Linked DNA regions of Homo sapiens: region 2 is linked to region 1. The links are chromatin loops, found by intact Hi-C in ENCODE. Cell type or tissue: heart left ventricle. All regions are shown on one strand. Links, peaks and the distances in the headings refer to the core of each region. The heading gives the core; the rest is flanking DNA. Region 1 has its middle 11 kb from the start of SMPD1. Region 2 has its middle 7.9 kb from the start of MRPL17.

Evidence for each region. Hi-C counts contacts between places; a loop is a spot of excess contacts. Peaks named below come from ENCODE experiments on the same cell type or tissue, not always from the same donor. Only the 100,000 strongest peaks of a DNase experiment are listed, where the experiment ranks them.
Region 2: a loop joins it to region 1, with 2.6 times the contacts of the local background. A loop is called at or near these places in 29 of 110 quality-filtered maps.

Annotation. Positions count from the first base shown.
Region 1 is chr11:6,376,528-6,381,912 of GRCh38, reverse strand. No RefSeq gene overlaps it. Among named protein-coding and RNA genes, the nearest start is that of SMPD1, 11 kb to the left of the region's middle. In heart left ventricle, for the core only: a CTCF peak has its summit at 2,467 (motif pointing left); no DNase peak of the experiment used is centred there; H3K27ac peaks cover 1,322 bases.
Region 2 is chr11:6,672,701-6,678,085 of GRCh38, reverse strand. No RefSeq gene overlaps it. Among named protein-coding and RNA genes, the nearest start is that of MRPL17, 7.9 kb to the left of the region's middle. RefSeq lists an enhancer at 4,250-4,299. In heart left ventricle, for the core only: no CTCF peak of the experiment used is centred there; no DNase peak of the experiment used is centred there; H3K27ac peaks cover 754 bases.

The DNA of each region.
Region 1 (5,385 bases), core at 250-5,249:
ACCTAAACAGGTGCCAGACTCTTAATTTTCTCCTGGATCAGAGGAGAGACCTGGAGAAAAAAAGGGATTGTCTACAGAATGTAGGTTTTCCCCATTAAGATCTTTTATTTATTTATTATTTATGATTTTATTTTTTATTTTTTGAGACGGAGTCTTGCTCTCTCGCCCAGGCTGGAGTGCAGTGGTGCGATCTCGGCTCACTGCAACCTTCGCCTCCCAGGTTCAAGCAATTCTCTGCCTCAGCCTCCCAAATAGCTGGGATTGCAGGCACCTGCCCCCACGCCCAGCTAATTTTTGTATTTTTAGTAGAGACGGGGTTTAACCATGTTGGCCAGGCTAGTCTTGAACTCCTGACCTCATGATCCACCTGCCTCGGCCTCCCAAAGTGCTGGGATTACAGGCGTGAGCCACTGCACCCGGCCAGATCTTTTTAAATGTTAATGCTCGTCACTTGTTCCCAATTCTGAGAGAGAAGAGTATGATGAGGCATGTCCAATCCCCACTTTCAATCATGGCCTGAACTAGATTTTCTGGTTTAGTTTGGAATGTCTTTGGGAGAGAGGGGACTCTGTCAGTTGGTTGGGGGAGCTTAGAATTTTATTTTTGGTCTACATGGGGGAATAAGCCCTTTGTTCCTGAAGGCAGGTCAGGTGGCACATCACAGTGTCCACCACAGACTACCTCTTGTGCCACTTGGATTCATTTCACAGAAGTCTGGAACAGCTCCTCTAGCATACTAATGACTAATGAGTCTCTCTTCATGGTGGAAATTAGAAGAAAGATAGTGGAAAGAATTATAGCTCTCTGAAGCCTCTCTCAGGACAGCAACTGATACTCATCATTTTCCTCTTTTATCCATTTTAGCTTTCCTTCACCCTTAGAGAGCACCTCTGCTGATTTCAGTGGCTTACCTGATGGTGTAATGCAAACTTTCTCCCTGGGGGGTCTGAGCCTCACTATCCATGCTCTCCTCAAGCCATGCTCCTGCACTTGTCTTTTTACCATCAAAATAGGGCAGGGACTACCAAGAGGCACCCAAGTGGGCCAGCTGGATGCCAAGCATATTCCCCCATGTCTCCATTTTGTAACAGTTGTATTATCAGGATCAACAATGACAATCAGGATCAACGCTACAGCCACCATGATCATGCCTCTTCTTGCCTGCTGGCCCCTGCACGCAGGAGCCCAGAGTTCCTAGGCAACAACCATAACCCATTCACCTGCTGGACACATTTCCCCATTGGGAATCAGAGCCTCTAAAGCAGCAGAGCCTAGAGTTGTAGGGGCAGAAAGCACAAATTTCCCAAGTAGATTCCTGGGAGTGATGGCGAACAGAGCCACGCCTGCTTTCTCTCTTTGGTTCTGAACCCATGTGTTTTACCTTTTGGGAACAGAACACCAGGTTGTTGGTTTAAAGTGTATACTGCATGCTAGAAGGTGGCACCTCCTCCTCTCTAGGAATTACTTCCATGTTTGTGCTTCAGCTGTGCATCTACAGCTGATTCTATCACTGTGTTAGGCTGGCAGTTTCTGGGTGGTCGGCTGTAATGTGACCAGTGGACACAAAAGTCATGTGCCCGCTTTACACCTCTTTTGCTGAAAAGTGGTTCCTGGTACGACATGATAGGATTCCGTACCTGTTGCTCAGACACTGTCTCTGTAAGCCCTTGGATAGTGGTTGAGGCCTAGGAGGTGGGAAAATTCATTATGAACAAAGTTTTCTGCAGGGCTGGTAGTGGGAAAGGTGAGACAACCTTATTCTTGACTTTCTCTGGGTTTTAGAACTTCTGAAACCTATTGTGCAGGCTTCTAGGCTATTGGATAATGACTAGAACTTGGGGAAGGGAGAGCAAGGCTGGTGTTTAAAGATCTAAAGTTATACAGCCTCTGCCTCAGTGGCGAACTGAGTCCCTGGCTTGGAGAGTGATTGGCAGAGGGACAAAATGGGCTGCTTGGTTGGGACAGATAACTTCTTAGTTAATCTGGGTTAATTTAAGCAGACATTCGCTTAGGGTACTTACATTTTGTTGTGTCAGGAAACCTGTACAAACAGCTGAGCACGGTGGCTCACGCCTGTAATCCCAGCACTTTGGGAGGCCTAGGTGGGCGGATCACCTGAGATCAGGAGTTCGAGACCAGCCTCAATATGGAGAAACCCCGTCTCTACTAAAAATACAAAATTAGCCGGGCGTGGTGGTGCATGCCTGTAATCCCAGCTACTCCGGAGGCTGAGGCAGGAGAATTGCTTGAACTTGGGAGGCGGAGGTTGCAGTAAGCTGAGATCAGACCATTGCACTCCAGCCTGGGCAACAAGAGTGAAACTCTGTCTCAAAAAAAATTAAAAATAAAAAAAAAGGAAACCTATACAAATTCTGTTCAAGTGGCCAGCCAATTCTTGAGCTGTCTGTGAAACTGCAAATTGAATTCGAAATTCCAGACAGCAGCCCAGCACTGATGGGGAAAGGTCTCCCTCTTGTGGAAATTTTAGGGATTACTGGAAAGCTAGTAATCTATACCTTTAAGAGCTCAAATCCAGAAGAAATTTTTCTTGACAGGCAATTCCAACGCAGTGTATGTAGAACCCCCAATAGTAGGGGCTGCAATTTAAATTCAAGCTATCTGGATTAGAATCTTTGTTCTGCCACTTATTAGTTGTGTGACCTGGACAAAGCACATCACTTTTTGAGCTTCAATTTCTTTCTGTGTGACATGAAGATAATAGATAATATAAGGTTGTGAAGTTACAATGAGACAGTACTTAGATTAATAGATGTGACAGAGGAAGACTTTTAGTATCTGATGCAAACTTTTAAAGTTGCATCTTATATTTCATTACCAACTATACAGAATCTACCACCTTATACATAGTAGATGCTGTATCTGTATTGACTATCATTGATTTAATGAGGTCTAGCTGATAACTCTCCCCAGTTTTCCATGCCTTATCCACACTGTCCATTGACAGGAGAGAGGAAATCTATGGTTACAGTGAGGTGGAGGCTGAAGGAAAAGTTAAATGTTAAAAACTGCCCTTCGCCACCCCGCCCTGTGGAAGACGTAGGGAGTATTTACTTAATGACAATAACTTAGCTCCATCTATTGTCAGGAAATCATCCATTTATTCCCACCCACCGCCGCCAACACACACACTGTTCTGTGTCAGGCCCAGACCAAGAAGCTGGGGATATACCTGTTAGTAGGAAAAGCCCTGCCCTACAGAAGACTCCAGCTCAGGAGAGGATAGGGGCAAGAATAACATACTTGCCTCACCCCATCAGCCAGCATGAGGAAGCAACATAGAAGCTGTCCCCTGCAGACCTCCTGTCAACAGTCACGTGAGCACCCAATGTCACCAGTGTTGACAGATGATCTTCCAGTCGTTCCTGGGAGAAGGCTTTCCATCCGCAGCTACCTACATCTTATATAGGATGAAGGTCACCTCTCTGTGTCCTGAGATATTGCCACACTCCAACCACACTGTCTCATGTGGACATTCACTTAAAACGACTCAGGATACTTGTAAGCTCCACTGAAGCAGTCAGATCTTTGACACACAGGAAGGGGAGTGTAATGTGGAAGGAAGTGTCTCAGCCCTGTACTTGGGTAGGCTGAACAAGGGTGAAATCTAGTCCTGAAACCTAGACAGTTTTACATTTTTTTTTCTTTACCATCTCTATTCTCTGAAGAAGCTAATCCTTGGGAGGATATTTTTCAGCTTCCAAACAGAAATTGAACTAGGAAACCAATATATATGGTTGTGCATGCACATTTGTGTGCACATGAGTGCATGGGTGGTGTGGTGGATGGGCACCACCCCCAATGCAATAGCTCTCTGACTTCATCAATGCATCCAGTCTATCTTCCTTTTCTCTCTGTTTACCCACCTGCTCCTGGCTTCCTGTCTGTTTAAAATAATACTTTATAATCTAACATTATAGTAATTCCTTTGCAGATATGCTCAGCTCCTGTGTTCCCCTCTCCTCTGTCATTTTCATCTGGCTGAACTCCAGTCTCAAATGATCCCAATTACTTTCATTTTCTTCTTCTGAACCAGAGTAGCTGAAATTGTTACAGCAAATTCTATAGCTAGAAAAAGTGATATAAGGCCGGGCGCGGTGGCTCACGCCTGTAATCCCAGCGCTTTGGGAGGCCAAGGCGGGTGGATCACGATGTCAGGGGATCGAGACCATCCTGGCTAACACGGCGAAACCCCATCTCTACTAAAAATACAAAATATTAGCCAGGCGTGGTGGTGGGCGCCTGTGGTCCCAGCTACTCAGGAGGCTGAGGCAGGAGAATGGCGTGAACTCAGGAGGCGGAGCTTGCAGTGAGCCGAGATCGAGCCACTGCACTCCAGCCTGGGCGACAGAGCGCGACTCCGTCTCAAAAAAAAAAAGAAAAGAAAAAAAGAAAAAGTGATATAATGATAAATTCATGATCCCCAGACTCACATGGTCCCTCAGTGCTGCCTGGCAATTTTTCCGTGTTTCTCTAGTGAGCTTGCTCTTTTTCTACTTTTTCTAACTTTTTCATTGCTTTGTAGATCTTTTCATATCTCTGCATCCTCTGTCCTCACACCACCCACTCTTACTGATTTTGCCTTCTATTTTACAGATAATTTAGAAGCCATCCAGAGAGACATTCCCTTGTCTTTGTTACAACAAATTAAAACCCTGCTTGCATCTGTACCCATCCTCTCCCTTTCCCCCTCTGTTATATCCTAATATTTTACAGATGATGAAATACAGGTGCAGAGAAGTTACATAGCTTGCCTAAGATCACACAGCTAGCAAGTAGTTGAGCCCAGTTCCCAGCAGATGAAGCATCCCTCTTACAAAGGGCTGATACTTTTATATTGTTCTATCTCTCAGGGATCTGATTATATTAGCTATTCCCCTTCTCTTAGTTAATTTTTTTTTTTTTTTTTTTTTTTGAGATGGAGTTTCGCTCTGTCACCCAGGCTGGAGTACAGTGCCATAATCTCGGCTCACTGCAACCTCTGCCACCCAGGCTCAAGCGATTCTCCTGCCTCAGCCTTCTGAGTAGCTGGGACTACAGGCACGCACCACTACGCCTGGCTGATTTTTGTATTTTTAGTAGAGATGGGGTTTCACCATATTGGCCAGACTGGTCTCAAACTCCTGACCTCAGGTGATCCACCTGCCTCGGCCTCCCAAAGTGCTGAGATTACAGGCGTGAGCCACCTCACCTGGCCCTCTCCTAGTTAATATTAAGTTATGTCATCAGTGACAAAAAACTGAAAATAACAGCAGCTTTAAAGGAGGTCGGCATTTATTCCTCCCTCACATAGACATAGCCCATCCAGGACTTGCATGACAACGATATGATGAGCAGGAAACCAGGCTGCTTTGATCTTGCTCACCA
Region 2 (5,385 bases), core at 241-5,240, 300 kb before region 1:
TTGCTCAGAAGTCACTTTTCTGAGGCCCCAAACTCCACATCACCGTCCAAATGGGCTCAGGCCTCTCTTGTGTACTGTTATTTATAATCCTGTGGGCATACACCTAACTAGTTGCCTGTCTACTTAACTGATCCCTTCATTCAGCCAAACTGCTGAAGCCAGAGATTGGGACTCATTCTTGATAACTCTATCATAAGGCCTGATACAAAATAGGTGCTCAATATATGTTCATTAAATAAGGAGGAGTAAGCTACATCCATGCCATATTCAACTCTCTGGCTGAGCTTTACAAACAATAAACATGGTACCACATGTAGAGATAGGGTTAAGCTACACTACTGAGTATACCAAGCAAAAGAAATGGTCTCCTTCCTCTTCCAGAACTTAAATGCTTATAATGATTGTCAAGAATGTGAGCATATTTCTAATTCATTTCCCACACATTTTATATTCCAATTTTCTGGAATATTTCTAACCAATCCACAGATAGAAAACACCTATAAATTTTCCAAGACTAGCCAAAAGCTGAAAGGTTGCGTTTTTTGTAAAGTGTTGACAGAATTACCCAAGCAAAACTCAGCACTATTCCAATGATCCAATTTCTTTTTTTTTTTTTTTTAGTTAACACATCCATCACCACGTATGCTGTACATTAGATCTCCAGAACTTGTTCATCTTATAACTGAAAGTTTAGACCCTTTGATCAACATCTCTATTTCCCTCATACCTCAGACCCTGGCAATGACTGTTCTACTCTGTTTCTATGAGTTCAATGTTTTTACATTTCAAATATAAATGAGCTCATACGTAATTTTCTTTCTGTGTCTAACTGACTCATTTAGCATAATGTTCTTCTGGTTTATCCACGTTGTCATGAATAGCAGGATTTCCTTTTTTATGGCTAAATACAATTCCATTGTATATAAATATACCACATTCTCTTTATCTATTTATGTGTCGACAGACACTTAGATTGTTTCTGTATCTTGGCTATTGTAAATAAGGCTGCAGTGAACATGGGAATGCAGATATCTCTCTTCAGGATCCTGATTTTGTTTCCCAGAAGTGGTATTGCTGGATCATAGGGTAGTTCTATTTTTAATTTTTTGAAGAACCTTCATACTACTGTTTCCCATAGTGGCTGTACCAATTTACATTCCCACCAAGAGTGTACAAGTGTTCCCCTTTCTCCACATCCTCACCAACACTTGTCATCCCTTATCTTTTTTTATAACAGCCATGCTAACAAGTGTAGGATGATCTCTCATTATGGTTTTGATTTACATTTCTCTGATGATTAGTGGTGCTGAACACTTTTTCATGTATTTCTTCTTTAGAAAAATATCTATTCAGATCCTTTACCTATTTTCAAATCAGATTTTTTGTGTTTTCTTGCTATTGAGTTGTGTGAGTTCCTTATATATTTTGGATATCAGCCCCTTATCAGATATGGTTTGCAAATATTTTCTCCCATTCGGTAAGTTACCTTTTCATTTTGTTGTTTCCTTTGATGTACAGAGCCTTTTAGTTTGATGTGGTACAACTTGTTTATTTTTATTTTGTTTGCCTATGCTTTTCGTGTCATATCTGAAAAATCATTGCCAAGGCCAATGTCAAGGAGCTGTTCCCCTATGTTTTCTTCTAAGAGTTTTACAGTTTCACATCTTACATTTAAGTCTTGAATCCATTCCAAATTCATTTTTATATGGTGTAATACAAAAGTCCATTTTTGTCATTTTGCATATGTCTATCCAGTTTTCCCAATACTATTTATTGAAGGGATTTTTGTTCCTCATTGTGTATTCTTGGTGCCTCATCAAAGATTAGTTGACCAGTTGGGCATGGTGGCTCGCACCTGTAACCCCAGCACCTTGAGAGGCAGGGGCAGGAGGATCACTTGAGCACAAGAGTTTGAAACCAGGCTGGGCAACATCCGGAGACCTCATCTCTACAAAAAAAAATCAAGAAAATTAGCTGAATGTGGTGGTGTGTGCTTGTAGTCCCAGCTCCTCAGGAGGCTGAGATGGGAAGATCACTTGAGCCCGGGAAGTCAGGGCTGCAGTGAGCCAAGATTGTGCCTCTGCACTCCAATCTGGGCGACACAGCAAGACCCTATTAAAAAAAAAGAAAAAAAGATCAGTTGACCACATGACCATACATGCATGGGTTTATTTCTGAGTTCTCTATCCTGTTTTATTGGTCTGTGTGTCTATGTTTAAGTTGTACATGCAAAACAGTATGGTACATAATGTTTTGATTACTGTAACTTTGAATGTAGTTTGAAATCAGCAAAGGTGATGCCTCCAGTTTTGTTCTTTATCAAGATTATTTATTCTATTTGTAGTCTTTTGTTGTCCTGTACTAATTTTAGGACTTTTTTCTACATCTATGAAAAATGCCATGGAATTTTCATAGGGATTGAATTGAATGTGTAGATCACTTTGGGTAACATGGACATTTTAATATTATTAATTCTTCCAATCCATAAACATGGGATGTATTTCCAGCTATTTGTTCTTTTTCAGTTTCTTTCATTGGCACCTCATAGTTTTCAGTGTATAGATCTTTTTTTTTTTATACTTTAAGTTTTAGGGTACATGTGCACAACATGCAGGTTTGTTACATATGTATACAAGTGTATAGATCTTTGTGTGTGTGTGTGTATGTAGATTTTTCACCTCCTTGGTTAAATTTATTCTTAAGATTTTATTCTTTTTAATGCTATTATAAACAGGACTGTTTTCTTTATTTTCTTTTGCAGTCCAGTTTTACATTGTACATTCTTCATTACAACAACGGTATAATTATATTGTTCAGCACTCATTACTAAACAGTGAACTACTTAAGAGCACAAACACGTCTAATTCACTTTTCCCACCACCCTGTAAAGAACATGAGGCAAAATAGACATCTATAAATGTCTGTTGAATGAATCAATGTGTTATACTGAGTTCTTCTGCTTAGCTCTGTCTTTTGGACTCACTGACTCCTCCCTTCTCCTGTTTCCTCCTTCTTCATCTAAAAAAGAACTTCCTGCAAAGCTGATTCCCTATTGTTCATGCCTGGGTAATATCTGTACCCTTAAGGCTTTCCTCTCTGTGCTCTTAAATGCATGGGCATAGTGTAGCTCTCCTTTAGTTTCTGGGATATAAATTTGTTAGTTATTGATGTTTTCGTTTTGTTTTCGTTTTCGTTTTTTGAGGCAATTCTCCTGCCTCAGCCTCCCAAGTAGCTGGGATTATAGGTGCCTGCTACCAGGCCTGGCTAATTTTTGTATTTTTAGTAGAGGCGGTGTTTCACCATGTTGGTCAGGCTGGTCTTAAACTCCTGATCTCAGGTGATCCACCCGCCTCGGCCTCCCAAAGTACTGGGATCACAGGCGTGAGCCACTGAGCCCAGCCTTAAATTTGGTAGTTAAATCTGAGATATCTTAATAATAGAAATGGTTTGTGTGCTTACATTTCCAGGAAAGAACTAAACTTTTCTGACATTTTTGCATTCTGTTCCACAACATATCTGTTTAATAGAAAAATAAGATTTTTAATTCTCACAAGTTAAATATTGTACATTACACACAGACACACACACACACATGAACACACACAATTTTCTATCAAAATTGATGTCTTGGGAAGACAAGCCTTGTTTACACTGTGGTTTCATATATACCTTGGTACACCACTGTGTAGCCCAGTACAGGAAGCACACCATTAAAGGGTTTTTCTGCTATTCACTTGAAAACACAAAAGGAGATGAAAACACAAAAGCTGTACCTAGGGATGTCACTGAAGACTTAATGACATTGTCCTGGCTTAATTTCTAACTACTTTTCCGTAAAATGGTTTCATAACCTTTCCTACAATTACTTCTCCTTTTATCCCAGAAGGAATAAAAAGAAAAAGAAGATAGTTCAGTTTCATATGTGCTGCATTTGAGATGCCTGGAAGCATCTGGAGCTTGAGAAAGAGGTTTTTGCTGGAAGAACAAATTTGGGAGTTGTCAGCAATTAAAGCTAAATAAATGGATAGAGTGACTCAGAGTATATATGTAGAGCAAGAGGAGGCTGAGGTCAGGCAGTAGGGAACAGACAGGATAGAGAACTTTTGAAGGAGACTGAGAATTTTTTAAGAGAGGAAAGGGAACCTGCAAAATTCATCACAGTACCCAGCTTGTGTCTTCTTTGTCATAGGAGGCACTCAATAATTAATCAGTTAACTTAGCAAGCATATTTCTCCCTCCAAAGCACTATGCTTTGAAATATTGGAATGACCCCTCAAAGGCCCAAAAGACCAGTTAGAGAGACAGATCATAAATAAGTACAACATAGTAAAACAGATACTATGAACATGGTTGCACCTGAGGCCTACTGGAGTACCAAGAAAGGAAGTGGTCCATGCAGAACTTCTCAAAATAAACAATGCTAGGGCTGAATCTTGAAGAATGATTAGGAACTCATCAAGCATTGGGGAAAGAAATTAGTTTGGAGGGCATTCCATGCAGCAAGATCTGTAGATGCATTGAATTATGAAATGGTATAGAGTGGTTGAGAAATTCCAATTAATTTGGCACAGCAGGGATTTAAGATTTGAGGAAAAAGTAAAGGAAGAGAAGCTGGAAAGCCAGGCAAGACCAGGTTACAAAGGACCCTGTAAGATATGATAAAGTGTTTGGATTTTATCCTGAAGACTAAGGGAAGCCACCAGTATTTTTAAATGGAGAAAAGAGGGATAAGATTAACATTTCAGAAAGATCATTCTTGCATCAGACTGTAAGATAGGTGAGAGGGACAAGATTAGAAGCTGATAAAAAAATAAAAATAAAAAAAAAAAGATTAGAAGCTGGTAAACCAAATAGGAAGCTAGTTAAGGAGTCTAAGTGGAGTTGGAAACCCAGATTAGGCCAAAAACAGGGAAAACCTAGAGAAGCTGACAGAACAAACAGCCATAGAAAAGGTAGAATAGGCTAGACACATTGTATGTGATTACATGAGGTGGAGGAGAAATTAAGAGTCGAGGATAACACCAGGTTTCTGTTTGGGTAGTTGGGTAGAGAAATTCTATTCACATATTCACAGAGAATGAGGATAAGTAAGAGGGGAAGTAGATCAGGAGTTACAGTGATGAACTTGGTTGTAAATATACTCGTGTTAAGGAACTGTCTTGTTAACAATTGTTCTGGAGCTCAGAGGATAGAGGTAAGCTAGCAATTCAAACTTGAGAGTCATACGCACATACATGGGAAATGGAGCAATTGGTTTAGATGAGATTTCTCAGACAGGAAATATAGGGGGAGAAAAAAAAGAGTCCTAGCATAGAGCCAACATACAAAGGCCAGAGAGAGAGAGAGAGAGAGACAGAAAGACAGAGAAAGAGAGAGTAGCCCTCT